Linked DNA regions of Homo sapiens: region 1 is linked to region 2. A link is an interaction called in ENCODE POLR2A ChIA-PET data of the cell type or tissue named here. Cell type or tissue: endothelial cell of umbilical vein. All regions are shown on one strand. Links, peaks and the distances in the headings refer to the core of each region. The heading gives the core; the rest is flanking DNA.

Region 1 (5,369 bases), core at 305-5,304, 330 kb after region 2:
GGGCTGGAGATTCGGCAGTTCTCACAAGCTCCCAGGCCATGCTGATACTGCTGGTCTGAGGACCACTCGGTCCTTTCTCAGGGATGGTGGGACTTAGGCGTGGACTTACTTTGTAGAACACATCATCCTGACTATTGGTGGTGCTCATTTACACGTTGATGTAATTCCTTTAAACCAGCGTCCTGTGTTAGGGAAAACGTTCCCAACAGTCCCGTTGCGGTCACCATTTCTTGTAGTTTATTCACCAGGGTCTCTATGTCATGCAAGCTGGGTTCTCTGAGGTCTCTTATTTACATAGGTACATCAAGAGGCAATGATTAACATCCAAAGACCTCTTTGCTATTTGCTTAACAAAACTGCAGTCATCTGTTGGGGAAATATAATTTAAAAACAAAATCCCCCAACCCAGAAAGCCTCGCCACAAAAGTAAAAGCAAAAGAAAACAATTTTATGATTGAATAAGCATTAAACCAAAACGCGTTGAGCATCACAGGCAGCCCACTGAAAGAACTGCAGAGACAAATCTCCCGCTTTGATACAGCTAAGTGGATACAGCCCATGCACTGTGTAAGTGGGTTTTGCCATTTAGAATCAGGTGACAGCTGAAGTTGGGATCATCCCCTCCGGAAAACAGTTATCTTCCTTGATGATTACAGTTCACGTGGGTGGCTCAGGTCCTTGGGGAAACATGACTTGAGTTGGGGGAAACTGGCAGGAGACTCATTTAACCACTTGAAAGCTGTATACACTTTTGAAAAGGACAGAGAAAGAAATTCTGAAAGGATATGGAAGTGAAGGGTATCTTCCCTTGTTTTCTTTCTCTTCTTTTTTCTTTTTTTCTTTTTTTTGAGAGGGAGTCTCACTCTATTGCCCAGCCTGGAGTGCAGTGGCGTGATCTCGGCTCACTGCAACCTCCCCCTCCCAGGTTCAAGTGATTCTCCTACCTCAGCCTCATGAGTAGCTGGGATTACAGGCACATGCCACCACACCGAGCTAATTTTTGTATTTTTAGTAGACACAGGGTTTCACCATGTTGGCCAGGCTGGTCTCAAGCTCCTGACTTCAGGTGATCCTCCCACCTTGGCTTCCCAAAGTGCTGGGATTACAAGCATAAGCCACCATGTCTGGCCTTTTTTGTTTATTTTAAAGACAGAGTCTTACTTTGTGGCTCAGGCTGGAGTACAGTGGTGTGATCATGGCTTGCTGTGACCTCGAACTCCTGGGCTCGAGGGATCCCCCCTACTCAGCCTCCCAAGTAGCTGGGACTATACAGGTGCATGCCACCATGCCTGGCTAATTGTTTTACTATTTTTTAGTAGAAGCGAGGTCTCACTATATTGCCCAGACTGGACTCGAACTCCTGGCTTCAAGTGATCCTCCACCTCGGCCTCCTAAAGTACTGAAATACAGGCATGAGCACTGCTTGGCCTGAAATGATTTTTCTTTCTTTTTTTTTTGAGAGGGAGTCTTCCTCTGTAGTCCGGTCTGGAGTGCAGTGGCACGATCTCAGCTCACTGTAACCTCTGCCTCCCAGGTTCAAGCAATTCTCCCACCTCAGCCTCCTGAGTAGCTGGGATTACAGGCACATGTGACCATGCCTGGCTAATTTTTGTATTTTTAGTAGAAATGGGGTTTCACCATGTTGGCCAAGCTGGTCTAGAACTCCTGACCTCAGGTGATCCACCTGCCTCGGCCTCCCAAAGTCCCGGGATTACAGGCATGAGCTACCATGCCCAGCCAGATTTTTCTTTTTTGTTGTTGTTTTTTTTTTGTTGTTGTTTTGTTTTGTTTTTGAGACAGAACCTCACCCCAGGCTGGAGGGCAGTGGTGTCATCTCAGCTCACTGCAACCTCTGCCTCCTGGGCTCAAGCGATTCTCCTGCCTCAGCCTCCCAAGTAGCTGGGATTACAGGCATGCGCCCCCATGCCCAGCTGATTTTGTGTATTTTAGTAGAGACGATATTTTGCCATGTTGGCCAGGCCAGTCTTGAACTCCTGATCTCAAGTGATCCTCTTGTCTCGGCCTCCCAAAGTGCTTCTCCATGGCAGTAGTTACTGTCCCCAGCCCTTGCAGTCATCCTTTCCAATAGTCTCTCCTCCTACGCCTGGATTTGTTTTTCATTTGACACTGAGCTGCCAGAAGGCCCGGCTCCATGGGGTTATGAGGATACAATGCACAGCGGGAAGACCGTGGATCCAGGCGGCACCGGGCGGGGTCCCAGTGCCACCTGCTTATGACCTGCTCCAGAGCCTGTGCACTCGCTGACCCTGCCACCTGGCACGCCCTGCCCCTGTCCTTCCCACTCCCTCTTGTGAGTCAGCTCACAGCTCAATACCACCAGGGAGGCCCTCCCTCTCTTCCCACCGTAAAGTAGGAACCCCATCTTCACTTTGTCCCAAGATCATCAAAGCAGAGACCGTATCCAAAGGACTCTTTTTTGTATTTACTTTTTTTTTTTTTTTTTTGAGACAGAGTCTCCTCTGTCACCCAGGCTAGAGTGCAGTGGTGCGATCTCGGCTCACTGCAACCTCCGCCTTCTGGGTTCAAGCAATTCTCCTGCCTCAGTCAGCCTCCTGAGTAGCTGGGATTACAGGTGCCTGCCACCACGCCCAGCTAATTTTTGTATTTTTAGTAGAGACGGGATTTCACCATTTGGCCAGAATGGTCTCAATCTCCTGACCTCATGATCCACCCGCCTCAGCCTCCCAAAGTGCTGGGATTACAGGCGTGAGCCACTGCGCCCGGCCTTGTGTTTACTTTTTTTTTTTTTTGTCTCCCTTTGTGAACCCAGAAAATCTGAGACAGTTCTCTGTTAATTTAGAAAGTTTATGTTTTTGGCCTGGTGTGGTGGCTCACGCCTATAATCCTAGCACTTTGGGAGGCCGAGGAGGGTGGATCACGAGGTCAGGAGATCAAGACCATCCTGGCCAAGATGGTGAAACCCCCATCTCTACTAAAAATACAAAAATTAGCTGGGCCTGGTGGCAGGCACCTGGAATCCCAGCTACTCAGGAGGCTAAGGCAGGAGAATCGCTTGAACCCAGGGGGTGGAGGTTGCAGTGAGCCGAGATTGCGCCACTGCACTCTAGCCTGGGCAACAGAGTGAGACTCCATTTCAAAAAAAAAAAAAAAAAGAAAGTTTTTTTTTGTGTGTGTGTGTGTCAAGGTTGAGGACACGTACCTGTGACACAGCCTCAAGAGGTCCTGAGGACACATACCCAAGGTGGTCAGGGCACAGCTTGGTTTTATACATCTTAGGGAGACAGGAGACATCAATCAATATATGTTAAGAAGTACATTGGTTCGGTCTCTGGAAAGCCAGGATAACTTGAAGCAAAGGAAGGAAGACTCAGGAAGGGAGCTTCCAGGTCACAGATTGGTGAGACGCGGTTTCATTCTTTTGAGTTTCTGATGAGCCTTTCCAAAGAAGGCGATCGGATATGCATCCGTCTCAGTGAGCAGGGGGGCGACTTTGAATAGAAGGGGAGGCAGGTTGGCCCTAAGCAGTTTCCAGCTGGATTTTTCCTTAGTGATTTTGGGGGCCCAAGATATTTTCCTTTCACGCCTTCAACTGGAAAGTCCACTCCAGGGCCATGGTGACTGTCTTGTTTACCCCTATACCCAGACAGGGCTCAAGTGTGTGGTCAGTGTTCGTGAACAAGAAAGTGACTCTAGCCTGTGACATGCTCCTCGCTGACCACCCCCCCCCCCACCCCACGTAAAAAGAGTTCAAGGAGGTCCCATTTGCAAAGTACTGGGTACCTAGTAAGTCTGTAATATTATAAATTGTGCTTACCACCCTCTTTCCATGATATAGTCCCATTCCCCCATGTTTTAGAGAACATTCAGATTAACCTCCGAAAGATTAAATGATGGTAAGGATATAGTGCAGAGATGTGAACTCCTGTGTCAGGGAGGAAAAACTTTACCCTCATGTTCATGGTTGGAGGCCTGCAAATTAAACTGACCAAAGAAAGATTCACAGGAGAAAAGACTTTTAAACATTCATGTACACCAGAGTTCACAGAAAAATGTGACTCAAGGTTAAGTGGTTAGGATCTGGGGCTTGTATACCATCTTCATGAAGCAGGGGACTCTTAGGAAGGATGAATGGGCCCAGAGGAGCACAGGTGGGATTTATGTTAGTCTTGTGACAACAGCTGTTTAGGTGATTGCTTATCCTGGTGAGGGACTGGTGAGAGGAGACAATCTTCCCTAGTGCAAAACTCCCTAAAAAGCCCCAGGGAGGGGATTTGTGACAGTTGAATTATTTTGAGAGATTCTGTTTTTAAGCAGATAAGTAGAGTTCAGAGGAAAAAAAAAAAAAGGAAAAGTCAGTCTGGATATCAGTTCGTCTACCTAATTTTGCCACGAATCAAGGAAATCACCCTGTACTTTCCTTCTCCGTGGCCAGGGGACATTGAAATTATTTGGTTCTGGCAGGGCATGGTGGCTCTCGCCTGTAATCCCAGCACTTGGGGAAGCCGAGGTTGGCGGATGGCTTGAGCCCAGGAGTTGGAGACCAGCCTGAGCAGCATAGTGAGACTGTCTTCTACAAATAATTTCAAAATTATAGGAGGCCAGGTGTGGTGGCTCACACCTGTAATCCCAGCACTTTGGGAGGCTAAGGTGGGCGGATCACAAGGTCAGGAGTTTGAGACCAGCCTGGCCAATATGGTGAAACCCCGTCTCTACTAAAAATACAAAAATTAGCTGGACGTGGTGGCACGCACCTGAAGTCCCAGCTACTCGGGAGACTGAGGCAGGAGAATCGCTTGAACCCGGGAGGCGGAGGTTGCAGTGAGCCGAGATCGTGTCACTGCACTCCAGCCTGGGCAACAGAGTGAGACTTTATCTCAAAAAGATAAAACAACAAAAAAATTATGGGAGGCTGAGGCGGGTGGATCACCTGAGGTCAGGAGTTCGAGACCAGCCTGGCTAACATAGTGAAAGCCCATCTCTACCTGGGCAACACAGCGAGACTCCATCTCAAAAAATAAATAAATAAATAAATTAGCTGGGTGTGGTGGCCCGCACCTGTGGTCCCAGCTACTCAGGAGGCTGAAGTGAGAAAAATCACTTAAGCCCAGGAAGTTGAGGCTGCAGTGAGCCCTGGTGGCGCCACTGCACTCCAACCTAGGCAACAGAGTGAGACCCTTTCTCAAAAAAAATAAAAAAGAAAAATTATTTGGTTCTCAGGAGAGAAATAGGCTGCGTTCTCCTTCTCCAGCCCCGGGCTTTTCTTTGCTGTTCACCTTGCTGACTCCCCATGAATGCTTGTATCCGGCCACCAGGGTGGCATTTTGCAGAAAAGCAGTAATTTGCATATCACCTAAAAGAGTTCACACATCCCCCATGGGGTGTAATAT
Region 2 (5,375 bases), core at 197-5,196:
TCTCACTCTTGAGGATTCTCCTCTCAGCTTTTGAGATATCCTAGCTGTTCTGGCTGCTGACTCTTCCTAGGCCTCTCTGACTCCCCTTCGGAGCTCACACATAATTCTCAGAATCCATAGTGACTGCCTTTCAGTGTGATACCTTGGCTTGTTTGGCTATGATTGCAACAAAAACGTGGTCATAATGACAAGTTGTGTCCTTATTTTATTTCTGTTATAAGCTACAGGTCAAAGGGGATAGCTTGTGGGGTACAATAATTCACAGAGAAGAAATACAAGAATGTTCCTGGATAGAAATGCAAGTCATTTTGATACCTTACTTTTTTGTTCTAATAGTTGATGCTTGGTCATCATTATCATTGTCTGCAAGTGCTGAGGTGTTGGGTTTTTTGAAGAAATTTAACAAGTGAGAATGTTTATTCCTTGGCTCCTTGGTGGTAACTCAGGCCTGGGTATGTGATGTTTCGGCAACATTAGTGACGTTTCTGCCATCTTGACTTATAGGTGGAAGCCTCTTCGGCCTGCTGAGCAAGAACAATCGTTTTGGTAGAAATCCAGTTGTGCTGTTGGGCATCCTGGTGCACTTCATAGCTTTTTATCTAATATTTCTCAACATGCCTGGAGATGCCCCGATTGCTCCTGTTAAAGGAACTGACAGCAGTGCTTACATCAAATCCAGGTATAGTGGCTGTCATTTCTCTAGTCGCTTGAGTACGGGTGGGAGGTAACGGATGGCTAGATACTGAAAGTGGAGCAGTTAATCCTCTTCAGAGAGCCTGGTGTCTCTCTAAGGTCATCTGTCAAGTGTTCATGGAGTCAGACTGAGTTTAAATAGGAATCCTTAGAGAATCCTAAGTTATTTTTGTAATAGTTGGTTTTAACCTTTTCCCCCACTAAATCTTTTTCTTGATCCTTGAAGGAGCACGTAAGTATCTGATTTGAATTTTTTATCTCTGCTTCTTAAGCAGTGAAATATCCAGACATTAGGGCCTGGAGGAAGAACAAAGAGGAGCGAGGGAGAACCTGGCAACCGGGGAGGCCATTCAGTCCTTCCAGAGCAGTTTATATAACGTTTGAGGATATCGGTTTAGTGCACTCAACTCTCAAGTTCATTATAAACGCAGACATTTATGTCCAGCTCCACAAATCCAAGGGGAGCCCAGCCCAAAAAACTATACAAACTGAGTATATCGCATCTGAAAATCTGAAACTTTTCAAGGGCCAACATGATGCTCAAAGGGAAGTGTTATTAGAACATTTCAGGTTACAGATTTTCAGATTAAAAATACCTAACTGGTCAGTGTAATGCAGATGTTCCAAAATCTGAAAAGAAAATTTGAAACACTTCTGGTCTTGATAAGGGATACTCAACCTGCATTTTCTTCACAAATGGTTGAGACCAGAGTTTGTTAGAATGTAAAGGTGTGTGCATTTGAGCAAAAATTCTTACTTTGTAAATTCTAGTCTTTATGTTTTATTTTTATTTATTTATTTATTTATTTTGAGACAGAGTCTCACTCTGTCTGCCAGCCTAGAATGCAAGTGGCGTGATCTCCGCTCACTGCAACCTCCACCTCCGGGGTTCAAGTGATTCTCGTGTCTCAGCCTCCCGAGTAGCTGGGATTACAGGCACGCGCCACTATGCCCAGCTAATTTTTATATTTTTAGTAGAGATGGGGTTTTGCCATGTTGGCCAGGCTGGTCTCAAACTCCTGTCTTCAAGTGATCTGCCCACCTCAGCCTCCCAAAGTGCTGGGATTCCAGGTGTGAGCCACCGCACCAGCTTTGTCTTTATTTTTGTTTCATAGTGTTTACAACTTGCAGGTAGAATTCTTTTGTGGGTGGGTTGCTTGTATATTTTAAATGGCTCTAGCAGATATTGCTCATACTAAATTGATTTTTATTTTCTTCAGCAAAGAAGTTGCCATTCTCTGCAGTTTTCTGTTGGGCCTTGGAGACAGCTGCTTTAATACCCAGCTGCTTAGTATCTTGGGCTTTCTGTATTCTGAAGACAGCGCCCCAGCATTTGCCATCTTCAAGTTTGTTCAGGTAACCTCTTCAGATTGTGATTGTGTTTGACATAGGGCTCTTCCCTTTGTGTATTGCCTTGTTTTCCTTGGTTACTTGTATTGTGGTTTTAATTTTTATTTATTTATTTTTATTTTTTTGATAGAGTCTCTCTCTGTCACTCAGGCTGGAGTGCAGTAGCGCAATCTTGACTCGCTGCAACCTCCGCCTCCCGGGTTCAAGCAATTCTCCTGCCTTAGCCTCCTGAGTAGCTGAGATTACAGGTGCACACCACCATGCCTGGCTAATTTTTGTATTTTTTTTTTCTTTTTAGCAGAGGCAGGGTTTCACCACGTTGGTTAGGCTGGTCTCAAACTTCTGACCTCAGGTGATCCACCTGCCTTGGCCTCCCAAAGTGCTGGGGATTATATGCGTGAGCCACCGCACCTGGTCTATTTTTTTATTTTATTTTTTTTTAAAGACAAAGTCGGCCCGCCGCGGCTCACACTTGTAATCCCAGCACTTTGGGAGGCCAAGGTGGGCGGATCACGAGGTCACAAGATGGAGACCATCCTGGCTAACACGGTGAAACCCTGTCTCTACTAAAAATACAAAAAAATTAGCCGGGCGTGGTGGCACGTGCCTGTAGTCCCAGCTACTTGGGTGGCTGAGGCAGGAGAATGGTGTGAACCCGGGAGGCGGAGCTTGCGGTGAGCCCAGACCGCGCCACTGCACTTCAGCCTGGGCCACAGAGCGAGACTCCGTCTCAAAAAAAAAAAAAAAAAAAAGACAGTCTCACTCTGTAGTCCAGACTGGAGTGCAGTGGCACGATCTTGGCTCAGTGCAATCTCTGCCTCCCAAGTAGGTGGGATTACAGGAGTGCACTACCATGTTCAGCTAAGTTTTTATATTTTTAGTAGAGATGAGGTTTTGCCATTTTGGCCAGGCTGGTCACAAACTACTGGCCTCAAGTGATCCGCCCGCTTGGGCCCCACAAAGTGCTGGGATTATAAACATGAGCCACCGCCCCGGCTATATTGTGTTTCTTATTTTATTTTATTTTTTTGTTTCCTCTTTTTTTTTCCTTTTTTTGCTTTTGTCTTGTATTGTGTTTTTTAAATGAAAGTTGGGGACATCCTTTAAGAGGATTTATGACTAGAATTAGGAAGCAATGAGCAGTAAGATTTTTTGTGTAACAGATTTTATGTTCTGGTCTCTATGGCTCTGATTAGAGATTTCCTTCCTTAGATACCAGAATTCTATTCATTTGTAATACAGACAAGTGTATTTCTTACTCTGTACATTCTTGTTACTCCAGTTTTCCACAAAATGCTATTTTTGTTTCATTTTATTTTATTTTGTAGAGATGGGGTCTTGCTATGTTGTGCAGGCTGGTCTTGAACTCCTGGGCTCAAGCATTTCTCCCACCTTGGCCTCCCAAAGTGTTGGGTGGCATGAACCCCCACACCTGGCCAAAATGCTATTTTAAATACCAGGAACTGTGGCAGGAGTTTATGGTGCATGTTTGTGAGTCAGTGACTGAGGAAGTCATACCTTGATGCAGAAAGAATAGAAAGCACTGTGAGTTCCAGGTGTCCTTGGGGCAGGATAGGAGTGGGGCTAGGGGCTAACTGTGGCTCAGTGTGGCCCCCGGTGCGCCCGTTGTGATTTGTTTTGTTTGTTCTTAGTCTATTTGCGCAGCCGTGGCATTTTTCTACAGCAACTACCTTCTCCTTCACTGGCAACTCCTGGTCATGGTGATATTTGGGTTTTTTGGAACAATTTCTTTCTTCACTGTGGAATGGGAAGCTGCCGCCTTTGTAGCCCGCGGCTCTGACTACCGAAGTATCTGATCTGGTGTCCGTGAGGGGACACGTATGACCTCAGAAACACAGCTGGACACAGAGCTTGGTGGAAGAAGTCGCCTTTGATCTTCACTATATATTGGGTGATGTTCAGTATGGAAAATCAAGGGATTAAGACTGTTAAATCAGCCAGAGTTGGTGTTCAAGTTTACAGATATGAGTTATTTAAAGCAAGTAGAATAAGGGAAAGCTGTTCTGTCAACTGTAATTGTTCAAAGATGTTGTTTTTCATTTCATCTATCTCAATTCTTATAATCATGTTATAGAATGTAAATGTTTTCTTCTCTCTCCTGCTCTTGTTGGAAGATCCTGCCTTGATTTAGAATACTAGGCCATATGTCATATAAATATTTTTTCTGGATATGGAGTATGTTTTGCCATGTAATAATGGGAAGCATATGTCATTCCCCATATGTGTTGGAGAATGACATTTAAATAAATAGCAAAGCTGGGTGTGGTGTTGCACCGCTATACTCCCAGCTGTTGGGGAGGCTGAGACAGAAGGATCACTTCAGCCCAGGAGATTGAGGCTGCGGTGAGCTATGATCACACCACTGCACTCCAGGCTGGGCAACAGAGTGAGACCCTGTCTTGAAAATAATAATAGGCTGGTCACAGTGGCTCATGCCTGTAATCCCAACACTTTGGGAGGCTGAGGTGGGTGGATCACCTGAGGTCAGGAGTTTGAGACCAGCCTGGCCAACATGGTGAAACCTCATCTCTACTAAAAATACAAAAATGTGTTGGGTTTGGTGGTGCATGCCTGTAATCCTAGCTACTAGGGAGGCTGAGGTAAGAGAATTCGCTTGAACCTGGGAGGCGGAGGTTGCAGTGAGCCGAGATCGTGCCATTGCACTCCAGCCTGGATGACAAGAGTGAAACTCCATCTCAAAAAAAAAAAAAAAAAAAAGAAAAGAAAATAATAATGATAATTTTTTAAAATAATGAAAAATAAATAACAAGATGCTGAAATGAAATATTGATTTTGAAAAGATGTCTTCCTCTGTAAATGTTTCATTTGATAAGTTTTCTTACCTTGTAGCTCATAGCAAGGAGTGGCCAGTTAAGTATTATGAAATAAGGTAAAAATTGTCATAAGTCTTTTTTAAAATTTATTTATTATTTATTTATTTATTTAGAGACGGAGTCTCACTCTGTCGCCTAGGCTAGAGTGCAGTGGCGTGATCTCAGCTCACTGCAACCTCTGCCTCCCGGGTTCAAGCAATTCTCATTCTTTAGCCTCCCAACTAGCTAGGATTACAGGCATGTGCCACCACACCTGGCTAATTTTTGTATTTTTAGTAGAGATGGGGTTTCACCATGTTGGCCAGGCTGGTCTGGAACTCCTGACCTCAGGTGATTCACCTGCCTCGGCCTCCCAAAGTGCTGGGATTGCAGGGGTGAGCCACCATGCCCGGTCCTTTAAGTCTTAAGAACAGGGATCTAACATCTGTAACAACAAAAACATTGAAAAAGACAAACATATTTACTGAGGGAGGACTT

Evidence for each region. Peaks named below come from ENCODE experiments on the same cell type or tissue, not always from the same donor. Only the 100,000 strongest peaks of a DNase experiment are listed, where the experiment ranks them.
Region 1: POLR2A ChIA-PET joins it to region 2 with 6 read pairs; 4 of 35 experiments call an interaction of 5 or more read pairs at or near these places.

The regions. Positions count from the first base shown.
Region 1 is chr17:77,101,674-77,107,042 of GRCh38, forward strand. It overlaps a transcript of SEC14L1 not described here. Among named protein-coding and RNA genes, the nearest start is that of MIR6516, 15 kb to the left of the region's middle. RefSeq lists enhancers at 4,979-5,028, 5,091-5,369. In endothelial cell of umbilical vein, for the core only: no CTCF peak of the experiment used is centred there; no DNase peak of the experiment used is centred there; H3K27ac peaks cover 552 bases.
Region 2 is chr17:76,774,493-76,779,867 of GRCh38, forward strand. It overlaps MFSD11 (major facilitator superfamily domain containing 11), which reads left to right. Exons shown (of 13, transcript NM_001242532.5): 11 at 505-679; 12 at 1,914-2,049; 13 at 3,696-4,849. The coding sequence ends at 3,860. Among named protein-coding and RNA genes, the nearest start is that of LINC02080, 22 kb to the right of the region's middle. In endothelial cell of umbilical vein, for the core only: no CTCF peak of the experiment used is centred there; no DNase peak of the experiment used is centred there.